2 separate regions of the Homo sapiens genome follow, and region 1 is linked to region 2. Evidence: chromatin loops called from intact Hi-C (ENCODE). Cell type or tissue: endothelial cell of umbilical vein. All regions are shown on one strand. Region 1 overlaps ZNF827 (zinc finger protein 827). Region 2 overlaps ZNF827 (zinc finger protein 827).

Region 1 (5,000 bases), 61 kb before region 2:
AGCTACTTCAGAGGCTGAGGCACGAGAATCGCTTGAAGCTGGGAGGCGGAGGTTGCAGTGAGCTGAGATCACGCCACTGCACTCCAGCCTGGGTGGCAGAGTGAGACGCTGTCTCAAAAACAAACAAACAAACAAACAAACAAACAAAAAAGAATTGTAAATCTCAGATTCTGATGTGAAAATAAATGGTCCTATCCCTTGAAAGGAAATATGCTTTCATTCTCTTTAAGAAGAAAGCTTTGCTCTTCATTCCAGTTTGTGCAAAATCCTTAATGAGGAATTTGTGCTAAGTAGAATCAGTGATAACTACCACACGCTGTGCCACAGAAAATTCCCTAATGCAAGAATGAACCAGAATTTCCCCCAAAGGTCTCATATTTGGGAAAACAGTGCCACAAGTTATCTACCCATAATTCATAGCCATGAATGAAATAAATGGACTTTAATACATTCTCTAATCATCTTAAAGAGTTTTTATTTTCTCATTCTTATCCCTAGGATTACCTTTAATTTTCTAATCCATGTTTCTTTTTGTGGAACTGTACCAGATTATACAAACATTCCTCCTATGATAATGTCATAAAATAGGTGACAGAGAACACCAGAAAGAGAGAAGGAGACACTTCTAAAAGGACACTTGAATGGGCCACTGATAGGCTTTTCACCTCACTTTGAAGACCAAGACAAATGACACACTAAGTTAATATCTTGTCTTTTACCTCAGTAAATAATTGCAAATCTCCTTAAAGCTCAGTACTGCATTATAGAACTGGACACCATGTGGTGATAATTGAATGGTGGTAAGAACTTCTCCTAATCCACGCAGATGAAAATGCTCACGCTGGGTGCAGTGGCTCAAGCCTGTAATCCCAGCACTTCGGGAGGCCGAGGCAGGGGGATCACAAGGTCAGAAGATCGAGACCATCCTGGCTAACACGGTGAAACACTGTCTCCACTAAAAATACAAAAATTTAGCCGGGCGTGGTGGCGGGCGCCTGAAATCCCAGCTACTCAGGAGGCTGAGGCAGAAGAATGGCGTGAACCCGGGAGGTGGAGGTTGCAGTGAGCCGAGATTGTGCCACTGCACTCCAGCCCGGGCAACAGAACGAGACACCATCTCAAAAAAAAAAAAAAAAAAAAAAGAAAAAAAAAGAAAAAAAAAAAAAGAAAATGCTCACAACATGGGTCAGAGATAACATCAGAAGAAAAAACTTTATTTCACACAATTTGGCTAAAACTGCTTCCCAAATACAGGCTTCCACCTGTATGTGGCTAAATCAATGGGATCAATTTTCACTGGAATGATTTGCCAGATAGGGAAGAAGAAACAAATATGAATATATGTCTGGAAATGGGAGGAGGGGAAATGATGGTGAAATTGCAATAATGTTCGCTGTGAGGCACCTGCCAGCAATCCCAACACTGATAAAGCACATGAACTGATTCATCTGTGTTTGTTAAAACATAGCACTTGGGGCCTCAGGAAGAAGGGTTGCTCTTATTAAAGTAGAAATGTGTGACTAAAAACCTCTAAAGGGGAAGAGGGCAGAAATGTGGGTGAAGAGAAGTAAAAAAAAAGGGAGATGAACTTCTGAGGACAAGAACTACTCTTAAACAGCTGTCCTTGAGTCCACGCAGTGGGCATTTCAGCTGTGCATGAATTTCAGTATATCAGTAGCTCCTTTTAAGTGTATAATCAAAACAGTGCTTCAAAGAACAATAACGGTAATAATTATAAGGAGAGGTCAAGAGGGTACAGGGTCTGTTAATACATTCACAACAAGAATGAATGAATTGGGTCAAATATCAAATAAGTAGATGCAATTAAAAATAGATAAGCACCTTAATAATTCCTTCAAGTATCAATCATGTACTCGAGAAGCTGAAGCATCATGAACTGTCTGATTCCGTCCACTGGTCTTAGAAAATGATGAAAGCTACCGAGGCTGTGCTGCAGCTGAGTGGGAAGAATCCCCGGAGTCGCAGTGAGGCAGGCAGTTGTCACGGGGCACCCATGACTGCTCAGCCACAGTCCCACGCCCAACTCCAAGCCTCGTCTAGGAATCGCTGCTCTCCCCACCTCATGTTTGCATTTGCTACAGCAATCCATTTTTATTTTGCACACAGGAACAAGGCAACCACAGGCCATTTGGAGTCTTATCCCAGAACATGACCTCGAAATCACGGCTGGGTGGGGCCTGGCGGAAGAGGCAGTCGGGGGAGGAGTATTACTGTGGCAACACAAGACCTGAAGCAAAGGCCCGTTCTTTTTTCCAGGAGCTGAGATGAGATGAAGCTGAAATGGGGCTCAGCAAATGCCACACTCTCCTGCATCTCCTGTGAATGATGCCACCCAAGTGCCATGTGAGAAACTTTGGAATCTTTTTTGATTCCTCCCCCGACTCTCTTTCAACACATCCAATCAGTCACCAGAAGCTGGTGATCTTATGCAGGTCTTTCTAGACCTCACTGCCTTAATTGTGTCATCATCTTTCACCAACATTGTGGCAAAAGCCTCCAAAACAGGTTCTCTGCTATCAGACCCCTTCCAACAGCCCTTCCTCACCTCACAGATTCCAGAATGATCTTTCCGAGGCACAAATCTCATCATGTCTTGTTCTGTATGGCAAAGGCTCCTCAAGGCCAAACTTCTGGCTTCTGAGTCCTTCATGGCCTGGCTTTGGCCACCTCCCACCACCCGAATGCTTGGCAAAGTAGACTGCTTGACTTTTCAGGAACAAACAATTCCCTTTTAAGTGTCATTGCTTTTGAATCAACTGTTCCTCCACCAAAAGCTACTCCCCGCAACTACTTCTGTACAATAAACTCAGACTCAATTTGAAGCCCTATCTCAGATTTTATCTCCTTGGTGAAGCCCTGCCCAATTCCCAAGGTAGAGTTAGTCATTTCCCCTGCTCTGTCCCAGGGAACTTTTATGAATATTTCCGTTGTACCACTTTTCCTATTATATCACTTGTTTACATATCTTCTATAAGCCATATATATATATATTCTGCATATAAAGCACCCAGCATAGTCCAACGTGAAGCAGTACTCAGTCAACACGTCCCCTGGCCTCCCTTCCCTGGGGTAAAGGTTTTGCATTATTTATTTGTGTATCCTCAGCATTAGCACAATCTCTGCTACATAAGAGGTGCTTAGTATATATTTGTTGAATAAATGAATGACTGAATAAAAGGGTCCAAGTGAGGTGAATAGACATTATTCTTATTTTATAGTAGGAAAGACTAATAATTTAGTAGCATTCATTAAGGCCTATGGCCAATTCAGAATGAAAAATCAGGCTACCTGCCTTTTGAATTGCTGTTTTAACTCAATTCACTAACTGCTTTCATGATTCTATTAGTGGAAATGTTTGCAGTCCTGAGCCATACTCCTAAAGGCTCTAAATTCTTACCTCTTCCCAATAGCATCAAGCCACAAGATGATTCTCTTTATGATGAACTCTGGCAGTTGCTATTTTCAGTTAACCCAACAGTCATTCTCAACTTTCCTTATCCCCTGCCTTCTCCAGCCATGGAAGCGGCTTGGGTAGCCATGTGCCAAAGTTCTGAGAAGGCTTTTGCTTTTCTGTTAAAATGAAGGATATACTGGTATTGACCCCTTCTCTTTTCCAGCCTTGATCACAGAAGAAATGGCTGGGACTCTGGCAGCCATTTTGTGAATATAAGGCATGAAGACAAAAGCCAACTCCCAAGGATGGAGAAAGGGAAAGATGGGAAAAGTATAGGTCCTTGATGTGGTTTGGTTCTGTGTCCCTGCTTAAATCTCATGTCAAATTATAATTCCCAGTATTGGAGGTGGGGCCTTGTGGGAGGTGATTGGATCATGGGGGTGGAGTTCTCGTGAATGGTTTAGCATGGTCTCTCTGGTGCTGTTCTCATGATAGTGAGTTCTCACGAGATCTGGTTGTTTAAAAGTGTGCAGCACCTTCCCCTTCTCTATTCCTACTGCTCTGGCCATGTAACATGTGCCTGCTTCCCCTTCACTTTCCACTATGATGGAAAGTTTCCTGAGGCCTCCCCAGAAGCCAAGCAGATGCCAGCATCATGCTTCCTGTACAGCCTATGGAACTGTGAGCCAATTAAAACCCTTTCATTGTAAATTACCCAGTATTTCTTGATAGCACTGCAGGAACTGAGTAATACAGTCCTCTGTGGCATTTCTCAGTAGCTGAGTGAACGCCAGCAACCACCCACTTTTGGACTTTTTGTTTTGTGAGGGAAATAAGTCCCTGTTTGTTTCAGCCACCGTTGGTTGGGTTTTCTATTACTTATAACACTCTTAACTGAAGGCTCCTCCTATGGTTCCTCTTGGTCTTAGGACTTTGAACATTAGGTTCCACCTTTTGACAGGCTTTAATTCCCAAAATCCCCCATCCTGTGAAGAACTCTCCATATTCATTATCAACAGCAACAAGTGTACACCCAGCTGAACACATTTCCATCTTAATTATCTTCTTCTGTTGGGAAAGAAAAACCTTAAAACTTCTTTTAGATTACTCAGGAATTTCCTTTAAAAAAACTTTTTATGAAGCATAATATTTGTAAAAGAAAAGTGCACATATCAATAACTGCTTTTAAGTTAGTTCCAAAGTCACAAAACAGCTTGGAATATGGGTACTGTTTTTAAATTTTTGCTCTTCTTCATCTTGATTCCCACATCCCTTAGCATTTGTTTCATTATTTTACATAGCTTGAATGTATACTTAAGATTCTCTTCATTTCTTTTTGAAATACTTGTCTAATGGTAACCTCTTTTTTTGTACAGAGTCTCATAGGATTTTGTCTCTTATAAAGCATTTTATTTCATTTCACACTCTTATATTCTGATCCCTGGGATAACCATAAATTGCTTCCAGAAATTCCTGGCTACTCGGTATTATGTGATCAGATGTTTTTTCTCTACTTTTCCACCTATGATGTTTGCCTTGAATGTCATTTGGGCTTTTCCTCTTCCTTATATAGGTTTTTGTTTTA
Region 2 (5,000 bases):
TCTGATTTTCCCACTTCTGCTTTTTGTCTAGTAATGGAGAAAAGAACAATTCAGGCAAACTCTTCCTTGCTTTTGGAACAAAGCAAGCCAGGTGTGAGAAAGTATTTGTTATAGGCCTGCAATTTTATACCCCCATGGACACTGAATTATTAATGGAGAAAAGAGAGAACAAATAACCAAGAGAGGGTTCTTGGCAGCCATTGTTTGAAGTTCATGGTGTTACACAACATTGAGCATGTCCAATTCACCTGCCAGGAGCTATCTGATTCTTACTCTAGGGTTCCATTTTCCTATCTCGATCTTATCCAGCATCTGGCTGGGTGATGGTCCATGTCAAAGGATGTAGATCTTCTTTTTATTCCATTAAACTTTGAGATCTGATTATGATATCATGCCTCATGTATTTTCATCTACCAAATGATCATAATAGCTAGTTATCTGCTCCCTGTAGAACCTAGGCTTGTGCTGGGAAAGGAAATAGAAAAATCAGGATTTTATTAGTCTGAAATGTTTGGTCCTTCTGTTCTCATGGGTCTGGCCGGGACTCTCTCCTCATCTCATTTGTCAGATAGAGTGGCATTAACAACACTCAGTCCACACACTATCTCAAAGGAGACCCACAGCCTTCTTTACACTTGCATTGAATTTTCTAGACTCTGAGGTTAAACAAGGAAAAAGACTGCTGTTTTAGCATTTACGGTGAAGTTGCATCTAAAGGACTGATTCAATGGGAAGTGCCCCGATGAGGACACAAACAAGGGTGGAGGGACAAGGTTAAGGCACTGGTGAGCAGGACCACATGATTCAATCATTCAAGCTGCTAAGTAGATTGATTTTTCTGCCTGGCTACACGGTGTGCCTTGGTGGATTGTTTTTCTCCTTTACTTTTGGGAAGATTATCCTAATTTAAGCAGCTGAGTTTAAGTTCTTAGGATAAAAAAAAAAAACAAAACAAAAAAATGGCATTCTCAAACCAGTTCTTAAAATGATGTCTGGGATTTGCTTCAAAATAATCTACAGGGAGGGGGAAGTAGAGGAGGGAGATAGATAAAACATCATAAATCATTAATTGATGATTGTTGGATTGGATGACAGATACTTCTGTATATGTTTGAAATTTTCCATTATAAGAGTTTTTAAAAATGAGGTAGAGATCCAGTGATCCAGAAACTTGGTAGTTATTAGTTTCAACCTTTAGCTTCACCTAAACCCCTTTAAAAAAATTGCCAGCAAAGAATACTGTCTCCCATTATTTTCACTCTCCTTATCTACCTTTCGTATAACAGAGGTATCAACAAGGGGCAGAGCTGCCACTGGACAGGTGTGAGGAGGGAGGATTTGATGGTGAGGAAAGTGCAGTCACCAACCCATACGGGATGGAGAGTTAACAGCACACATCCGTGGACTTCGTGTTCTCTTGGTGCAGGACACGGGCATCAGCACTCCCATGACTCACTGGCAAGCACATATTGGAATGCCAAGCTACAGAGTGTTTCCTCTTGGGCTGCTACACTTTTCCTTAGTCTTGTGGTTGAAATGAGCATCGAGATAAATAACGATAAACAATTGTGAGGGAAGCTGTGGGTTTATAAGAGGCAGGGATAGAGTCAGCTCCTTTCTTCAGTTTTGTGTCTCTTCTCCCTACCTCATGTCCTTGGATATCCAGATCCTAGGATCAGGAGATGGCAAGGAGTGGAGGAGCGTAGGCATTCATCAGCATGAGAAAGGCAAGGGAAGGTTTGATCTCAGTGCTGTGCTCAGGCCTGCCCTTTACAAACGAAACTACCTTAAATATACCTAGCTATTCTCAAAGTGCGAAAAATTCTGAACTTGATTCCAATCATGAACCGTCCTTCTGAATGATCAGTTTCTTCTAGGAAATCAAACACAGAAGATATGATTACTAAATAAACACTCCATTAGTACTTAAAAATCTGAAGATACAGAAATTCAGAGGTTTGATGTAAATCTTTTTGAAATGTATTACAAATCACACCTTAAAGCATAATCCACACACTGATCTTGTACCTGCAGAGTAAGAGTTCCTTCTAAAACAGGAGTCAGGAAAGAAGAAAGAAAATTGGCATTTTTTTTTCTGTTCCTGATATCAGTTAACTCAGGTTAAAGAGGATTTCTTGGCATAAAAATTTTATTCTATTCCACCTGAAGTAATAAGGCGAGAGGTAAAAAAGAGATCTATTTATGGATAGGCTAATCAAGTAAGCTGCCTCTACTCAAAGGAAAAAAAAAAAAACCACACCGAGGACTTTGTAGAACTATAAGCCAAGAATTCTTTAACACTGATTTCTAAACACCATATCATGCCGGGAGCTCACAGGAAGAACCTCTTCCTTTGCTTTGGGCAAAAGATCTAATTCGGATTTCCTCTTACTCATAATCTCCCAGAAAGAGGAGAATTTAAGGATTGCATCATTTTTGCCAAATGGTTAAAAAAATTTTTTTTCTCTTCTATCCTATAATCATGCTTCAGCTCCAGCCAAGGCAGTTTAGGCTTGAGGCACATTAAAATCTTTGTATGGGGCCAACTTGGGGCCTCCTCTTACCTCTTCCTAGAGAACACCTAAAGAGCATAAAATAATATGGTCTTGCAGCACATCTTTTTGTTGTATAAATATTATGTAATCTTAAAGAGCCCTCAGAAACCTCCATAGATCATGCTAGTGGGGTCCTGCCCAGATCCTCCCTCTGGCACGAATGCACCTACCCCGGAGTTTGCGTAAGTGTTGCCTGATAACTATAAGTGAGAACCGCTGTCCCCATTGGAACCCCCTAACATGGGAGGTTATACATCCCCTGCAGGGGATTACTTGAAGCTAGTGAACCTTCCTGGGGGATGCAGCTGAAGTTAGTTAGAAACCAGCTAAAACCACATCCTTCCTCTCAGCTCCTTCTCCTTCTCTTTCCTCCGTCTTCTGCCCCCATCACCTCCTTGCAGGTTCCTCTGAGAGCATTCCCTCAATAAAGCACTTCCACGAGAATCTCCATCTCTAGGGGACTTAACCTATAACACTTCAAGAATCCTATGGCAGCAAATTAAAATGAATATTTTTTTATGTTTAGTCTGCTGTCTTTCAAGGTCTACTAATCTGTCCAATTTCATCAGTGTTTAGACCCACAGACACAAGCACATACACTAAATAGCTTAAAGGTTAGATGTAGGAGGGGGCAGGATGGATTCCATGGGAGTTCACATCTTCTATTTGGGCATCAAACTTAATATACAAAATAGCCTTTCCATCCCCCGAAAGCCATTTCCCAATACAATCTGCAGTCCATCTTCCTACTCTCATTTTCTCTCTGTATACTTATATACAGACACAAGACTAATACATACCACTCTTCTGTTCTATTAGAACGAGGTTCCTCTCCCTAAAACTATATAAACCCAGTGTGAGCGAATCACGGTGGCTCACCCCTGTAATCCCAGCACTTTGGAAGGCCGAGGCAGGCAGATCGCTTGAGCTCAGGAGTTTGAGACCAGCCTGGGCAACATGGCGAAACCCTGTCTTTACAAAAAATACAAAAATTAGCAGAGGATGGTGGCATATACCTGTAGTTCCAGCTACTCGGGAGGCTGAGGTGGGAGGATGGCTTGAGCCTGCAAAGTGGAGGCTGCAGTGAGCCAAAACTGGGCCACTGCACTCCAGCCTGGGAAACAGAGTGAGACTGTCTCAAATAAATAAATAAATAAATAAATAAATAAATAAATAAATAAATAAATAAATAAAATAAACCCAGTGTGAGGCAAGCTGGCTCTGTTTTAATTGCTCTTTGAAATTTGACATTCCTAAACTCCAATTAATGGAATATTTTTTTAAAACCTCAGGTTGAAGTTTAAATGAGTACTGTCCACAGGCCTGATGATGCTCTGAGGTCGATTAATAAGACATCAAAAAGAAAAATATCTTGTACCTTTTGTTGCAAGAATTAGAAACACAAAACCCAGCAACTGTTCCCATCAGGAAGAATCTTTCTCTGTTTGCTCAGGAAAGCAAAGTTCCTTGATTTAAAGACTGCTTGGTAGCTCCCAGCTAGTTTCTACTGTTCCTAGTTGTTCATCCTAAAAATGTGTATTGCTCTTGATCATCCTGTAAAGCTCATATCTTGGGCTAACTCAGAAATTGGAGGGAGGTTTGAAAGTGGAGAATGGTCCTTCAAAGGTGGAGAATGCATTTCCCCTGAGCTCCTTTTCTGCAGTGGTGGGGTTTTCATCTGCTGGCTCTCACCTACAACGTTTCAGGTTTGGGTGGACTTCATGGGAAGCAGCTCCATGGGAGCAGCAGCACTGGCTGATCCTCCTCTTCTCACAACGGCAGATGGACGGTGGGCAGCCCACACTGGCTAACCTCCTCAGACTGCCTTTGGCAAGTGAAAAAACTTCCTTGTCCACAGTGGTGAATGATATAAATTTCCTTGCAATTTTTAAAAAGCATTATCTTTTTTCTGCCTTTAAAATCTTTGCCTTCCAAATAACGCTGGGAGGTTAAAAAAAATTTGGGATATCCTTGGTGACAAATTATCAGCCTATAGTCATGGAGGCAGTCAGGAGCAGGGTTGCAATAAGACAGAAAGAGGCCTTCGTGAGATACAGACCCAGCCCCCAGTCCCAGCTGAGCCACCCGGCTCAACTCTCAGGCCAGGAGACTTCTGCAGAGAGGATGATAATAACATCTACTTCACAAAATTATTGTCAGGAATACAAAACAATAACATATGGAAAATTTCCCAGCAAAGTGACACCTATTAGATGTTTAGTACATATTAGTGGTCTTCCTCCTTTACGTCTGTATTGTTTCTACCAACCAAGAAATTCTGGTAGAACATGGTGGTAAAGGGTGTGACTCCTTTGAACCCAGTGGGAGAAAGAGGTTTGGGGAGCAACGTTCAACATGTAGTACGGGCTGGTGGCCCACACGGGGTGTTCTGGAGGAACCCACACAAAGTCGCCTACCTGGTCGTGGTCCGGATGGTGTTTTCTT

The links. Hi-C counts contacts between places; a loop is a spot of excess contacts. Peaks named below come from ENCODE experiments on the same cell type or tissue, not always from the same donor. Only the 100,000 strongest peaks of a DNase experiment are listed, where the experiment ranks them.
Region 1: it touches region 2 in a loop (4-fold over the local background); 1 of 110 quality-filtered maps calls a loop at or near these places.

Annotation. Positions count from the first base shown.
Region 1 is chr4:145,780,076-145,785,075 of GRCh38, forward strand. All of the region lies in intron 8 of ZNF827 (zinc finger protein 827), which reads right to left. It also overlaps a transcript of C4orf51 not described here. Among named protein-coding and RNA genes, the nearest start is that of C4orf51, 100 kb to the left of the region's middle. In endothelial cell of umbilical vein, no CTCF peak of the experiment used is centred here; a DNase peak (open chromatin) is centred at 2,916; H3K27ac peaks cover 425 bases.
Region 2 is chr4:145,840,984-145,845,983 of GRCh38, forward strand. ZNF827 (zinc finger protein 827) reads right to left here. Exons shown (of 15, transcript NM_001306215.2): 7 at 4,973-5,000. Among named protein-coding and RNA genes, the nearest start is that of ZNF827, 95 kb to the right of the region's middle. In endothelial cell of umbilical vein, no CTCF peak of the experiment used is centred here; DNase peaks (open chromatin) are centred at 1,478 and 2,338; H3K27ac peaks cover 2,654 bases.